Regions from separate parts of the Homo sapiens genome. Here region 1 is linked to region 2. Evidence: chromatin loops called from intact Hi-C (ENCODE). Cell type or tissue: psoas muscle. All regions are shown on one strand. Each heading gives the region's core, and the rest is flanking DNA. Links, peaks and the distances in the headings are about the cores only.

The links. A loop is a pair of places that touch in the nucleus more often than their neighbours do. Peaks named below come from ENCODE experiments on the same cell type or tissue, not always from the same donor. Only the 100,000 strongest peaks of a DNase experiment are listed, where the experiment ranks them.
Region 1: a loop joins it to region 2, with 2.2 times the contacts of the local background. A loop is called at or near these places in 8 of 110 quality-filtered maps.

Annotation. Positions count from the first base shown.
Region 1 is chr10:44,052,708-44,061,037 of GRCh38, forward strand. No RefSeq gene overlaps it. Among named protein-coding and RNA genes, the nearest start is that of LINC02659, 140 kb to the left of the region's middle. In psoas muscle, for the core only: no CTCF peak of the experiment used is centred there; DNase peaks (open chromatin) are centred at 3,759 and 4,423.
Region 2 is chr10:44,370,300-44,378,569 of GRCh38, forward strand. CXCL12 (C-X-C motif chemokine ligand 12) reads right to left here. Exons shown (of 3, transcript NM_199168.4): 3 at 6,768-8,270. Among named protein-coding and RNA genes, the nearest start is that of CXCL12, 11 kb to the right of the region's middle. RefSeq lists enhancers at 525-1,073, 8,078-8,270. In psoas muscle, for the core only: no CTCF peak of the experiment used is centred there; no DNase peak of the experiment used is centred there.

The sequences.
Region 1 (8,330 bases), core at 9-8,008, 320 kb before region 2:
TTCATAGAGCTGGGTGAGTGCAGGGCCACTAGTCGTCATGACTGGGTGGGGAGACATCTGAGAGATGATGAGTCTGCAGAGGGAATGCGGGCAGCCTCTCTTGCGCTTGGGTATTTTCTAAGCTGGGGTGGGTGGGTAATGAGGGGTGCAGTTTGCATCAGAAGAGCAGAGGAGGCATCTGGAGAGGTGGACATGATGGCTGACTGGGTTTAAGGCAGTGGTTCTCAACCCCAAATCAAGTGATTTCCACCCACCTCCCAGGCATTTGGCAATGTGTGCTTTGGTTGTCACATCTGTGGAGAGAGGTGCTACTGGCATCTAGTGGGTAGAGGCCTGGGATGCTGCTAAACACTCTACAATGTTTAGGTTGGCTTCCCACACAAGGAGTCATTTGGGCCAAAATGTCAATAATCAATAGTGCAGAGGTGGCCAGGCACGGTGGCTCACGCCTGTAATCCCAGCACTTTGGGAGGCCCAGGCAGGTGGATCACGAGGTCAGACATTCAAGACCAGCCTGACCAAGATGGTGGAATCCCATCTCTACTAAAAATACAAAAATTAGCCAGGTGCAGTGGCAGGCACCTGTAATCCCAGCTACTTGGGAGGCTGAGGTAAGAGAATTGCTTGAACCTGGGCGGCAGAGGTTGCAGTGAGCTGAGATTGCACCCACTGCACTCCAGCCTGGGTGACAGAGTGAGACTCTGTCTCAAAAAAGAAAAAAAAATGTGAAGAGGTTAGGAAAGCCTGGCTTAAGAGTGTGAGTTAGGGAATATTTTCATTGGCATGCCATGTTAGTTTTCACTTATGTTTTATCAATCTACCATCTAGATTTAAGATTCAGTCTCTCACACTTTACAGTCATTCCCAGAGAATAGTGTCATGATGTCAGGGGAAAATAGTTTCAAAATATTCCAGCCCATTCTGCCCTTGTTTGGGGCATGGCTCTTTCTCCCAAGCTGGAGGCAAGCACTCATTCCTTGGCTCCCTAGGGCTCTGTTCTCCTGGGGATGTGAGACTTCACCTCCTCTGGGCCTGATTAATTCACCTCCCACCTCTCACTGCAGGCTGCCTATTGTTTTGTCCATAGAAAGTACTCGCTGGATGTTTGCAACTGTACCGTGGCCACTGAAGCTACCTAAGGCTGAGATTCCAGACCTTAATTCCACCGTGTTTCTCTCTGGCTTGAGAAGCATGGTCACATGTACTTTCAGAGCCTGTCTCCATTGGAAAGCTGGAGGAAGAAGGGCAGGAACCCCCTTAACAGCCATTCCCTGTCTCAGCTCTTTGCCTCCCTGAGCCTCCAGCAGGTGCTCACATTTATGGCGTTAAGACCTCATTGGAAATGGTGCACCCACCTGCTTGCCCCTGCCCACCTGCAAACTTGTGTTGTGTGCTTCTTGTGCACTCAATCTGTGGCTGTGAACAGGTGGGTGTCTCTAGCACTGTCCTAAGAGACCTATGTGGTGTGATGAGTGAGGAACCTTTCCTCGCTTAAGTGAGGGGGACAAGCAGGTTCATCCATGGTCACAGGAGATAGACTAAATGCTCTCGTGGAAACACATCCAGGCTGCGGGTGGGAGTGGAGAGAAAGAAGCCTGGCACTGCATATGGTGGAAGGGCAGCGATGGAGGGTTAGGGAAGGCTACACTTTAAACAGCCCTTAAAGGAGGCACAGAAGGTGAACAGGTGGAAGGATGTGCCTAGAAGGGATTCTTTCTTCACCTAGAGGAGCATTTAGCCAAGGAAAGAAGCTGTGGCCTCCCTGCTGCTGCCCAGGTGGCCTGACCCACTCTTCCCATAGCTCTGTCATCCTGGACAGGTGCACCATGGGAGTTTGAAAGTGGTGGATGAAGGTCCTCCTCCCTGAACCACAAGGCTCTTCACAGTCTGGGTACCACTCAGCTGCCTCATGTCTGCCACCCCCTGCCCTCCCCCAGTTGTAGTCATCTCCTCTAATTCCTGGTGATGGTAGAATGTTCTCAACTCCTTGGCCACTGTGTGCTGAGCTGTCATGACCTTTCCGTGTTTGGAAAGCATCCTCCTCCTTGAGTGATTTTTCTATCTGTTAAAGTCACCTTCAGCAAAGACATGGAATCAACCTAGGTGCCCATCAGTGGTGGGTTGGAAAAAGAAAATGTGGTATATACCCCATGGAACACTATGCAACCATAAAAAGAATGAAATCATGTCCTTTGCAGTAACGTGGATGCAACTGGAAACCATTGTCCTAAGTGAGTTAACTCCAGAACAGAAAACCAAATACTGCATGTTCTCACTTAGTGCAAGCTAAACATTGGGTACTTGTGGACATCAAGAAGGGAAAACAGACCCTCGGGGCTAGTGGGGGGGGCGGGGTGGAGGGGTCAGGGGCTGTAAAACTACCTCTCAGCTACCATGCTTACTGCTTGGGTGATGGGATCCTTTGTACCCCAAACCTCAGCGTCATGAAGCATTCCCATGTAATGAACCTGCATATGCACTCCCGAATCTAAAATAACAGTTGAATAACTTTAAAAAAGAAAGAGGCAGCCAAGAGTAGTGGCTAATGCCTGTAATCCCGTCACTTTGGGAGGCTGAGGCGAGTGGATCACCTAAGGTCAGGAGTTCGAGACCAGCCTGACCAATATGATGAAACCCTGTTTCTACTAAAAATACAAAAATTAGCCAAGCGTGGTGGCATGCGCCTGTAGTCCCAGCTACTCGGGAGGCTGAGACAGCAGAATTGCTGGAACCCAGGAGGCGGAGACTGCAGTAAGCCGAGATTGCACCACTGCACTCCAGCCTGGGTGACAGAGGAAGACTCCATCACAAAAGAAAACAAAACAAAACAGATGAAGAAAGAGGCATAAGGAAGCTATGGGAGGTGTTGATATGTTTACTACTTTGAGGTGGTGATGGTAGCACAGATGTTTGCATATGACCAAAGCCATCAAATTGTACACATTAAATATGTATAGTTCCTTGTATATCAATTATACCTCAATGAAGCTGCTTAAAAAATAAATAAAATCATCTTCAGTTAGGATGTGAAAGGCTACTTTTTCCATGAAATATTTTACACTTCCAGGATGGAAATAGCTGCTTTTGTAATCTCATCAGACTGGGGTTTTGCATCAGTGCTCCTTGAGGCCATGCAAGGCATCTAAAAAATATATTTGTATTTTTGTACCACTCTGTCCACCTAGTGAGTGGACTCATTACTACTGAAATGAGTAGGTAGTAGATGTTGAATGAATGTTGGCTGGTGATGAAGATGATAAATAGCACAGAAGTCTCATTATATTTTTCAGGAACAAGTGTGAACCTACCAGAAAGACTCATGTGGTTCAAAGAAATTCTGAATGTTTTCAGACTCCCCTCGCATTCAGCTTTTAATGATGTTCCTGAACACACAGACCCCCATGGTGCACAGGGGATATTAAAGTTCAAAGAGACATAGAATCAGGTTGAAGATGGTAAGTGATCAGACTCCTAGGGGAATGAGAGCATTTCCTCATTTTCGGACTACAGCAGAAATGTCTGTAATCCAGATATTTAAAACTCGGCTGGGTGAAGAGGTGGGGGAGGTTTCATGGAATAGCCTGGAGTCAGGTCCTGTGGGATGAGGTGGATGTGATTGTGAAGGTCATCTCTGGCCCCCGCGCCTCGGATTCCATGATAGCACATCTGCTTTTGATTGCAGCGGGTTCTGAGCCCAGGGCTTAGGGCCCGACGCCATCTGAAGGAGGAAATACTAAGCCTGTCTGCAGGTCTGGACGTTCCCACAATGGGACACCAGCTAAGCCCTGTGGCCGCTGGAGAGACACTAGAGCTCTGTCTGGGGCTCCGCTTGTTCTCATAGGCCCCACACGTGGAGGTCTTTGCAGCCCACGCAGGCCTCTGTCAGACAAATAAAATGAAGCAGGCAGGATGGGAGGTCTGGGAAAATGGACCTAACAGGAGCAGGGGGTGGCTGTGAAAGGGAGGGTCCATGGTAATGAAGGGGAAGGAGAAGAGTCCGAATCAGACCTGGGCAGTAATCTTGGAGACACCACTCACTGGCCAAATGGGACCTCAGGAGGTTCCCATTCTTTGTTTGCAGAGTAGAGGGTTACCAAGATATTGCAGAAAAGCGTTTAATGCTGTACCCAGCACCTACCATTCAGTCACCTCTGCCTACTGGTATTTGACAACTTAACTCTGGCTTGCTCCATCTGAGGAGACAAAATGACTCTGGATGGATGCTTCCTTTTTGAAAAGAAAGAAGGAAAAATACCCACCCCAGAGTACTGTTTAGAATAGGGAAGCCTTCTTTGGGTGAGCAGCCTCCCTCCCCGCTGGGTGCAGCTGTGAGGGACCCGAATCCTCCAACCACAAGTGCACTTGCTATGCAGCGAGAGCGAGGTTCACCGAGTCACGTGAGCGGAGGCGGCAAAAGCTGCACAAACACATGGGGCGGGAACAGGCACAAGGAGGTGATGCCGGCCCCAGGAGGTCCCCGAGGCTGGCTGGGACACGGATCTCTTGGAACGCTGCAGAGAGAAGGACTATGTAAATAAGAGATCAAAACCCAGCCTCGCCGGGCCTTCGGTGTGATGAATGTTTGTCCTGAATGTGCAACAGAAGTCAGACCACCACCATCTTTTGTAGTCTGAGCTTTCAGAGGACCCTAGGGAAAATTCACTGGTGTGGGATCTGGGGGATCCTTTCAGATGGCTTGTCTCCACGGTGACTGGACCCACCTTCCAAGGGCAGACAGCCCCCTGCATTTTCAAAGCTCAGCCTGCTTGCATGACCCCTCCCGAGAAAGGGGCCAGGGAGCACACTGCTTAGAGCTTTCATCATCCAAGGCGGCGCACGGTCCCCTCCCCCACGGCGTGGGAATGAGCCCGCTGCCTCCTCCAAATTAGCCTATCATCCCAGGACCACCGACGACCTTGTCTGCCAGCTCAGCCAAGGGAAGTTTAATGGGAAGGAAAACAGCGTGGCCAGGTGTGCCCAAGGTTATAAAACCCAAATAAGTGTCAGCAGCTCCTCCTCCTTGTTTGCTACCCATCAGGAGGCCACCTCTCTTTGGCAGTTCCTGATTCAGCCCCTCCCTGCCTTATCAAGAGCATCTTCCCTTAAAGGAGAAAACACAGAACAGAAAACGTCCTCTATTAAATGTCCAAAAATGTGTGGCTTCTCTGTCTTGCCTTAGTGTGAAACTGACAGGCTGTTATGACTCAAGCAGTCTCCCTGAATGGACAGACAGACAAATAGACACACAAACAAGTGGACAGTCGGTCAGCCAGTGGATAATCTATTGATGAAAAGATCCCCTGCTGGTTGAAATGGTCCTCTTGATCTAACCTTCTCCATTTCATTATGAGGAATGCAAATCCTATCATTGCTCTGCGACTATTTATCACTCTGTCTTTTCTGTCAGAGGTGCTGAATCACTGCTCATGCTTGCTGTTTCCTTCAGAAGGCATTAGCAAAGAGGCTATTTGCCTGAGAATGTTTGATCTGTTCTGTTTTTGCTGTCTGGTCCTCCACCACAGTATCTGGGACCATAAAATGATTCCCAATTCTGTGCCTGAGAGAAGGTGCTCAGATTGACTCAAGGACCATCCAAAAGGAGAGGCTAAGGCAATCCTGGGAGCCTGGGGGTGAAGCGTGTCAAGCTCAAATCTCAGGTGAGGGCTGTGGCTGGAAATGGTCTTGGAGGATCTCAGAGATGTGCATGTATATGCACATGTGTTTGTGTGTGTGCACGTGTGTGTGTGTGCATGAGTGTGTGCACATGAATATGCATGTGTGTACGTACACATGCATGGGCAGAAGAGCTTGGGCATGATGATTATGATGATGAAACCTGTGACCAGCTTTGCATGGTGGCAAATGAGCATTTGTACAGGTGCCAGTCCATGGTCAATTCAGAGTGTCTGGGCATGCAAAGGCCCTACAATGCCTCCTATAAGTACCAGTAAACCACAATGCTGTTGAGTGTGACTGGATGCCTCGGAGGGTCCCAGGCCCTGAAGGCCTTTCTTTCTATTCTGGTTTCTCTGTGGTGCCTGGCTGGGCATCTCTGAGGTCGGAAATGTCTGACATCCAAGGCTTCAGATCTCAGATGGGGAAGGGCTTGGTAGACAACAGGCTTCCCAAGGCACGACTGGCCACTTTTGCTGGGTGTACTTTGGGAAAGTCCTCCTCTCTGTTAGCTCTCTGACACCTATTTCTCAGAATATGATTGCAATACACTAAATAGAATAATGCATGTGACAGCCTTTTAGAGAGTAAGAAACACAATTCTATATTGGGACTGTTGAGGGCAAATGTACACACACTGAAATCAATCCATCCCCAAGGAAGACATGCCTGAACTATGGAGAAGTACCCATCCTAGAGGGTTCAGTATTCAACAGCATCCATTTCTTCCTCAGGGCAAAGACATTTGATCAATTAATTCCTAAAGATTTAACTCTGTTCCACCATGGGATGAAGGGTCTTGGTTGGGTTAATAGATGTGAAGGAAGTGGAAGGTCACTTTTGAGTTTGGGGATGTAGTAGGGTGGGCACTCTGGGAAGGTAACTGAGCAGGGGCTGGAGGCACCCCAAGGACAGGCTGTGTCCCTGGGAGTCCTAGAGAGATGGCGATGTCAAAGCAATCAGGTTACAGTTGCCAAAGGACTTGCTCGGGTGTTCCCAATAGGCTGGGGTCAGACACATCCCCAGGGAGTTCAGGATGGGTGGGACCAGGCCCTCAGACCCCCAGGGCAACCTGCATCTGAGGATGGGTTGTCCAAGTCTCCCTAGACAGTGCATCCTCGGGTGTATCCAGGGTCAGGGATGCAGGGTGTTGGTTTCCATCAATTCAAGGCCAGGCTGCACCCTGCTTTCCTGACCTGGTGGCTCCCGGACACTGATCTTCAGACCCAAGTGTCCCTGCTGCCCTGACCTCATCAAGAGCTCAAGGGCCAAGCCATGCACAGACTCTGATGCTGACGGAGAGCCAAGAAGGCTGCTGGCTTTGGTGTTAAAGATCTACCAGTGGTCTTGAAGACCGAGTTTCAGGAATGGGGGCTTCAGGGATCCTAACAGGGTCCAGTCTCTTCTGCTCCTTTGTGACTCTCCAGAGTTGCACAAAATCAAAACAACGCAACAGCAGCAACACACAGCAAGGGAGCCTTCGGCGGCCCCTCTTAAACGCCAAATCCATTCAGTTATTTAATTTGAATAAAAATGATTTTGTTTTGGGCTTTACTCTGGAATCTCTGGTTCCAGGGTGGTATTGTGGCTGTGAAATGGGAAAGATTAAGGACAAAACACCAGTGGTTAAGAGTGCTAGGTCCTACTTGAGATTGTGGCCTCCAATGTGGAGGGTTTGGGAAAGGAAAAGTCATATTCCAAGTTCTTGAGGTTTTCATCATGCTAAGCACCCATCCACTTGTCCAGAACTGGAAACCTATTACAGTGTGTCCTTTGTTATTTTTAGAATTTAAGATGATATTTTCCTATTTTAGTTAATGGCCTGAGAATGAGATATTGGTTGTTTGCAATAAATTGCCTGATTTGGAAGTATTGGTGCAGAGGGACTCTATAATTCAAAGTCTTTTTATAGCACAGCTTTTTTTCCTGGTCTGGAGAATTCCTTTAATCAGGTGGTGGGAGTGATTAATGACCCTCTGTGCCTGTGTGCACGTGGGGGCTCACATGTCCTGAGAATGGGAAGCTGAGGGGTGGGTAGTCTCATTGCTGCAGAAAAGGAAATCTCAGGGCCACATTCTCCACCCAGAAAGTGCATGCATCCAATTAAAGCCCTGCCGGGTCCCACCCAGATGCAAATAGGGATGAGTAGATTAATTGTTGGACTGTGCTCAAGGCCACATCCTCAGATGTGCTGGCCCAACATGCCTCTTTCTGCCCCAAAAAAGCAAAGTCAGGGTAGGGGACAGGGGGTGTAGAGTTTATTCCTCGTCTTTGTTTTTCTTCTTGTTATTTCAAAAGGAAAACATTTAACATCTTCAATCAACTTTTACTAAGCACTTCTTATGTGTCAGACACTGAGTGGAAGCAGGAGGAGAGATTTTAAAGAGAAGTCATATTCTATATTCCTCCTAGGGAGTCCACAGTTAGAGAGAGGCTCAAAAACAAACAATTGCAGCAGAAGGTGGGAAGAGCCACTCCAGGGCTGTTGTGTTGGGCTGCTGATGAGGGCGGGACTCGCCAGAGGAGTTCACCAGGCTGAAAAGGAGAGAAAGGTGTTCTCAGCTGAACTTGGAAAAGATGCAGTTGCATTGAGGCATGAAAAGCAAGAATGCTCCCCTGCCTGAGAGGATGGAGCCTCAGGCAGGGATGGGCAGGGG
Region 2 (8,270 bases), core at 271-8,270:
GAATTGGCCTTCTCCTGGACCATTTTCACATTATCTGGGAGATGCAATTGAAACAATACAAAATACAGTATTCATCACATTTAACACTGAATCATTCACTGCTCAGAGACTGAGAGTCCAGCGAGGTTGCAAAATAACAAATTTTCTACATGGTTTTATCAGTGGTCTGCTTAGGGGATTTGGAAGTTTCTAGGGAATATTTCCCAGGAATGGGGCTCCTTCAGAATGAGTCAGGGAAGCTCTGTAGAGGGATCAGAGCACTCAAATTCTCATCCAGCTGGAAAAGGGTGTAGCACCTGGGAAAGGCGATCAACTCCCAGTCAGGGAGCCCACGGTGATAACACCAGTCAGACGATCACACCATGGAAGGGTCCAATGAGATCCAATGGAAAGACTTAGAACATCTAAGGTTGGGGGAGGTGCAACCTTCTGCTATTCAGCCCCTCTGCTCCAAGCGGAACCTTTTTTCTCAGGAGGTAATCTCTAATAACAAGCAGAGTGCCCTCTGGAGCCTCCTCGCTGGTATCTCAGTGCCTGGACAGAGGGGGACACACCACAGCACAAACACGTGGCACAGACTCAATCCCAACACACAGCCAGTCAACGAGCCTCTGGCCCCTTCCTCTGGGTCCTGATACAGAGCTGGCAGCGAGGGCCTCTGAAGAGGTTACAGGGAGCCCAAGGGAGTGTCAGGTAGAGGCAGCACCAGGTCCCGGAGGGACAGATGAGGGATCCCTAGTAAACAGCTCGTGGACGCACTTGACTAGCAGTTCGAAAGCAAAAAGAGATTCGGATTACAAGAGACTTTTCCCTTGCAAATGGAAGACTGTATTTAAATGCATATTGCTTTAGCTGGGCAGTCTCCAGGAAGGAGCTGATTGTTAGTAGAGGAATTGTTATGCAAATAATTTTCCCTGCAGTTTCTACTCTTATCTATTTTCTCCCATGGAGGAGAAATAGAAATGATTCCTTTCCTGACTGTAGTCAAGATTTAGGGTCATGTTTGTTTCCTCAACCAAGAATTCAATGGTCTTGGTTCATGGATTGGGGGCAGGTACATCCAAGTTCTACGTGACAGATTTTAAAATATCTTGGATTACCTGGATAATGACTGCCCCACTGAAAACTCAATTATACTGGTATAGTGAGAGGTTAATTTCAAAAGGTTTTGAAAGAGTTCTGTATCTTTATAACTAGTAAAGATCCCTCAGGCTCTATTTTTTCAATATAACATAGCTGGATTGAGGATTTTAATTTTTGTTTAAGGGACAATTTTTGTTGATGGGTTTGCCTTCTGCCATGAAGCTCCAATTTGAAATACTTATGAAAATACTTAACACATGTTACTAATTACCCTACAGATTATTAAATTCAAGAACAGTTACAATTCAAGATTACATCACTATAATTTACTTCCTACTTCCTACATGTTACATAGTTTCCTTGCTTTGACTTCCTTGTTTTCCACTTTCTTCATTAAAATTTTTTTTAACTGGAGTCTTTAATCAAAGGGCAAAAGTATTCGTAAGACTGAATGAAAAACAAAACAAAAACCCACAAGTGCTTGCCTTTGTCAAAAGTGAACATTTTAAGTGGCTTAATACAGCTCTATCGACTGCCCTCAGTGGAAGGGGAACACTCCAAATGTCAGGCAGGTTGACTTACTCTTCACATAGCACATTGTTCTCTTAGAGAAATGTCCTGTGGGAAGGGCCCGAAGCACAGGTGACACGCAGAGCAGAGAGGGCCCAGGAGGAAGGCAGGAGATGATGGCATTGCCAAATGGTGAAGAAGATGAGGTTAGATGTGAATTGGGAAAGAATCTTCATGTCCAGGATTGGTTATTTTGTGGACTGGGTTTTAAAAACCAAAAACAAGTTGTGAATGCTTGTTTTCCTCAAGCAGTGCTGGGCTTGGCCCTAGTTTGAAGGTACTGACATGTGAGGGAGCACTGATGGGGCAGCAATCCTCTGGGGTCAACCCTGGTGCACACCGAATTCCCTTGGGCTCTGCCCATGGACCCACCATGTTTTTGTGATCAGTGGGGGAACCAAGGTAGTTCACCCCAAAGGACCACGGCTCTGATCAGGACTGCACTCAAAGGGCCCAAGGAGCATCTCCTCGCTCAGCGGCTGCACAGGGGGAACAGTGCATGCATCAAGACATTGGTCACAGAGGAGGACGCTGGCTTTGAACAAAAACATAGGATTGGACAATGGACAATATTCCAAACAAGACACAGATGTGCACAGTGTTTTCAGGTAACACAAGACATTTTCATTTCCTGCTTGGTGCACAGTTTACATGAAAGCTTTGGTCCTGAGAGTCCTTTTGCAGGGCCATGGAGACAGTCGTGGACACACATGATGATGGATGAGACAGAGAATGATGAGCAGAACGTGGAGGATGTGGAGGTGCTCGGGATGAGGGCTGGGTCTCACTCTGCCCTGGCCTCACACTGCTGCCTCAGCTCAGGGTAGCCCTGCTGCCCTCCCAGAAGAGGCAGACCCGGCTCCCATGTGGATGGAGAAGGGGGTGAGCCTCCCATGTGGCCCTCCACCATCCCATCCCACAGAGAGAAGCCTTCACTAGGCTTTGCCCAGGTTGACTGGTCCTGGCACCCCCAGGCGTCCCTCTTGGTGGCTCTCCACCCTAGGGCTGACCATGGGGCCAGGCTCCCTCAGCCCAGTCTCCCCACCTGCACAGCTCAGAGAATACAAAACCCAGGAGCCCTGAGTCAGAGGAGTGGCTCCGTGGAAAGACACTCTAATAAGGCAAGTACAATAATGGCCTTAGTCTAAGCTGCTACGTGTCGCCAGTGACACTGAATAATCAAACTAAATGAAAAATAAATGTCATGTATTTTGCTACATAATCAAATGGTGAAAATATGGCAAAGTGTGCAAAACAAAGCCCTTGGCAATGCCTGGGGCCCTGCCCTGGCAGGGGAGGCTGTGGCAGGCCCTTCCCTAACACTGGTTTCAGAGCTGGGCTCCTACTGTAAGGGTTCCTCAGGCGTCTGACCCTCTCACATCTTGAACCTCCTGTTGACAAGAACAGAGGGAAACACCATTAAGGCAGGTTCCCCCCACACCCAGCCAGCTCCAGAAGGACAGCGGCCTGCGCGGAGGCCCTGGGGCCAATCCCTACTTCCAAGTTGCCACCTTGGCCATGCATCTCCCTTCAGAGGCCCTGCGACAACAGACGGGAGGGGAGTGCGAGACGCAGCCAGGCTGAAGCGGAGGGACCCATGGATGGCAGAAAGCAGAGGACAGACACGTGGCAAGCACTGGGCGTGGCAGACGCACGAAGGCACAGAGAGGCCCATCAGAGTGGTCATACGACGGGGACAGGGCACACTGCTTACCCGGCACCGGCGTGGGGCTGAGGCTCAGGATGCTGCTGCCCTGCATCCTGGCCTCGGCTGTCCCAAGAGGCACTTTCGTGGCTTCCAGTAACCCTTCGCCCTCGGGGCCTCTCAGCCAGGGGCCATGCCACCGTAGGTGGCCCCAGGTGGGACTGCTGGAGGTGGCACAGGGGTGGGTGCACAGGTGGCCAGGACCTCCCAGGAGGAACGCATGCTGGACAGAGCAGTGACCATAGCGCACCCCTCATTTGGCTCTGACTGGTGTGAGCACTTCCTAGTTTCAACCCACCAGGAATCCCGGTCAGGCTCTTCACTCTTCCACGGCGACCCTGTCTTCAGCACTGGGTGTACCACCTGCTCCCAGGAGCTTCACAAGCCACTTGTAAACCACAGTGAGCCCCCAGGGCACATACAGTCACATCAAGACATCAAGACAGGACGGACCTTGCATGCGTTCTCAAGGTGGGACCCACTCTCAGTCCCTGCAGACCCTGCTCCCCAGGAGTGGGATAGCAAGCAGTTTGTATCCTCAGGCAGCCTTAGCTGGGCCCTCTGTCCCTAGGGGGCCAACAGCTTTTCATACTGACCAGGACAGACTGGCCACCCCTCCCCAGGCACAAAGCCCTGCTGCATGTGGAGTCCGAAGAATGCAGGCGAGTATGGGGGCACAGGTTTGCCCTCTCGGGGCGCTTTTGTCAAGAGTCCCATGGACTAGAGTGGCTACTGGCTTCCACGGGAAGGATGGCAGCCCCAGGCAGCCCACCCAACAGCTCTGTGCCTTAAGAGGTGGGGAGGGCAGAAGACTAGGGCACCCCTGTACCCAGGGCTCAGGCCTGTGACCCCCAGTGCTGGCAAGAGGAACGTGGGCCAGGAGAGTTGTCCAGGTAAAAGAGATAGCAGCGGGAAACAAAGGTCTTTGGCTGAAGCATCCTAGGACACCTCCCCAACGAGGAGAAGGCATGGCTGTGATCACAGGGAGCTCATTAAAGCTCAAGGGGACACCACGCTCCGGGACAGGGTGTGTCTGACATGCAGGGGTCTTTGTGGGTTTTCTCCTGAATTCCATGTGCTCCATCCTCCAACCACTTTCTCTTTCTGCATTTATTAAAATTATGACCCAGGATCCGGGTGCAGGGTGGGCGGGTGTTTATGTGAGGTGGAGAAGGGCTGAGAAATTCAACGCATCCTTTTTCCGAGCACTACTGAAATGGGGTCCTTGCTCTTCCATCCTCCCGGTCCAGATTAGAGAAACTTGCCAAAAAATCTCACACATACATCTACATGGGCAGGGAAGGAGGGTGCAGGAAAGTTCCTAGAGCTTAAGTGGTATTTGCTTTAGGCAGATAAGGTATTTCCCATGAATGAGGACAGAGGCAGCTGTGCCCTGCAGCTGGAGCACACGCCATCACGCAGGAGGCGGGAGGGGACAGGCTGGGATCCCCAGGGATTCAGGACCCTTGCAAAGTTCCATAGCACATCTGTCCTCCACGTGGGGGACCCGTTTAAAGACTCTAAAGAGAATTGCCCAAAGAGGAGCTCCCTGAGAAGTGTTTCCACATCTGCTCTCTGAGAATGCAGCATTCCCTCGGGCTCACCCCACACAGTTTGCAGAAACCCACCCGGGCTTGGGGATAAAGCCACTCCCACAACCCAGGAAGGAGGGGCTGAAGAAGCCCCTTCCCAGGTGGCAGAGTGCTGGAGGGAAAGGCAATGGGTATTTGGAAAAAGCCAGGGCCCATTCCTAAGGGTCAGTCAGTTTTCACCTTTCCTGAGGGCCACAGAGGGGTGGCACACCCCCTTCCTGGCGAGGCCACCTCTGCTAGCAGGTTGCCCTGCACACTGGCCAGGTGGCCACAGCCTGGTCTCCACAGGAATGCAGACTGCAAGTGTGTGGAGCTGGTGAGCTCCCCAGTGAGCGCAGGCCTTCTAAGAGAGGAAGTGGAGGGCGGGCTGGGGGGCTCAGCAACCTGGGCATTCCTGGAGCTCCCAGGCTATTCTGGACAGAGTCCTGAGCACACAGGCTCCGCGTCACAGACCCCCGCCCCAGTCTCTGCACAACTACTTTCTTCATAACTTAGCAGACCAACAAGGGCCTTAAAAAGCACATAAATACAGAAGCCGGTGTGGCTGGCAGGGCAGCAAAGCACTGCTCCCCCACGGAAGTCTGAGCCCCTGCCCAGTCTGCATGGGGGTCTGTCCTGGAGGAGGATCGAGCAAATTTACAAAGCGCCGAGAGCAAGTGAACTGTGGTCCATCTCGAGGTGGCAGATAACTAGTTTTTCCTTTTCTGGGCAGCCTTTCTCTTCTTCTGTCGCTTCTTTTTTCCTATCTTTTCTTTTTTCCCCACTTTTTCTTCTCTGCGCCCCCTTAGATAAAATTAGTAGAACCATTAATAATGTGGAAATAAACAAAAGTTCGTCTCAGTCTGCATAAGATTTAACACTGGCCCGTGTACTGGTTAAACTGTGCCTTCAGTCTCAGGCCTGGAGGCCCCTGGTCAAAGCACTGTTTATCAGTAATTCATTAAAATAAATTGGACATTTCCTTCCATTCAAACAAATGTTCAATGGGCTCCTAGAACACCTTTGTGAATGGGTTACAGCGACTGCCAATCTGCCAACCTGAACCTGATTCCCACTGGGGACAAGGAATCCACATCTCAGGGTACACCCAGGGCCAGGCTGGCCATCGTGGTCCTTGTCACCCCACCCTGCCCTGTTCTCATGGGACTTTTTCTTCTTCTCAATGCAGGGCTGAACTCTTAGCTTTCTCTAAGAAATGTCTGCATTTCAAATTGAATAACGTTTTGGAGGCTGCAGGCCCCAGGTTCAGACTGCCATTCAGAAGAGGAGAAAAAAGGCAGTGGTCCCACCTTCCCCTTTCTAGACGCCTGTGAACACTCCTGGGAATGAATGCGATTGTTCTGGAGAGCAAGGGAGAGAGCTGGTTAGCAGAATTTTATTAGAGCAACTGGCTCGTGACTGTCACATTAAAATGATTCAAGCTGAATGGTATTTAATGATTTATGGGGTGAGGCCACCTGTCCCTGTGAAAGCTTCATATTAACCATGGCCTGGAGTCATGGGATTTTTACATGGGAAAATGTAAAAGGTTGATATTACTAGGGTTGAGTCTCTGGGGATTACATGGGGAAGTTAGGAGAACCAAGGAGGAGGAGGGAGGGAAGACGAATTAGTGAGTCAAATATTATTCTTCAGAAAACCAGCACTGCTATTTCAATCGGGTTAAAAAAAAAAAAAAAAGATCCAAAAACTTGAGCTGCAGATCTAATCTGCTCGTGAGAAAAGCCCATACACTGTCACACATGGGCTGTGAGAAGGGGTCTCAGACACCTGACTGCAGGCAGGCTTAACTATATAAACCAGAAACGTCTATAAGCTCCATCACTAACAACTAATGAATTTTATTTCAGGTAAATAAATTCCCACATACAGTAGGACGTTTATACCATGAAACAATTAGCATTTTATTGCTAGTGCATATAATGTCACATTTGATACAATTTTAGTACAAGTGAAAAAATACACTGTGGCTAACATTGAAAAGCTGCAATCACATTTATATATCATATATATTTCTTTACAAATTGCCAGTAGTTTGAGATAATAGAGAAGTATAAACTACTGACATTCATATGGCTCCACTTCAAATATATGAATTGTTCGACTATAAATATATTTTGAAATACATTTGTTTTCTAAAGAAACGTAAAAAAAAATGTGCACAAAAATATATATAAAAAAATGCCTTGCAAAAAGTTACAAATACCACCAGGACCTTCTGTGGATCGCATTTATGCATGGAAATGTCACCTTGCCAACAGTTCTGATTGGAACCTGAAACCCTGCTGTGGCTTCAGGAGGGGGTAGTGGCAAGATGATGGTTTATTCACTGATTTTTTCGCTTCTGATTTCGGAAACCTCAGAGTTTGTTAGTGCCTCCATGGCATACATAGGCTTCAGAGGCAATCACAAAACCCAGTCACTCAAAGCGAGCTCTCAGATTTAAAATTGCATTTGATTCTGTAAAGACTTGTCTTTTGCGGGTAAGCAGGGGGACCATTACACATCCCCAGGAGAGGGCCAGCTCCATTCTGGAGGAGGCCAAAGACGGATCTCACAGAGGGCCCGAGCTGTGGGGCAGGCCCTGGGAGGAGAGGGATGCAGGGCACGAGCCCCAGCAATCACCCTCTTCCCGGCTGGTGCGGCGCTGATCAGGCTACAGAAATGAGAAGCAGAAGCAAGATTAAGCATGCTCTCGGAGTCGGGGAGAGAGTAGGAATAGCTGGGAGAGGGGTCTCTGAGCACAGTCCCAGTAATAGTGGCTTCTACATGGAGCCCACAGAGCCAATCACTGAGGTTGAAAGAGGAGGTGAAGGCAGTGGCGGCGCCCAGCCCCAGTCGGTATCTGAGTGCCACAGAGGCCTTCCTCTTGGGAGGGGCGCTGCTGCGGGAGCCTCAGTGTCTGAAGAAAGGACACTTTTTCCAGCTCCCTGTTAAGCCACCACCTGACTGTGCCCAGACTCCCCAGGGGAGCAGAGGAGATGCTCCAAACAAGCCAAATTCAGATCTTGAAGTACTCGTTGATTTAAAAAATGAGAATGAGAATGATGATGATTGTGATGATCATGAAGGAACTAACTGCTTGAAAATGCTGTTGATAATACAATTTCTTTCTTAGAAAAACCCCAGTAATAAAAGTTCCAACGTGCACAGGTACAGGGCATGGATGAATATAAGCTGCAATATCATACCGTATGCTATAAATGCAGGGTCTAAATGCTGGCAAACCTCAGGCCCGATCCCAGATCAATGTGCCCACCCCACACACACACCTGGTCCTCATGGTTAAGGCCCCCTCCCCCACGTCTTTGCCCTTTCAT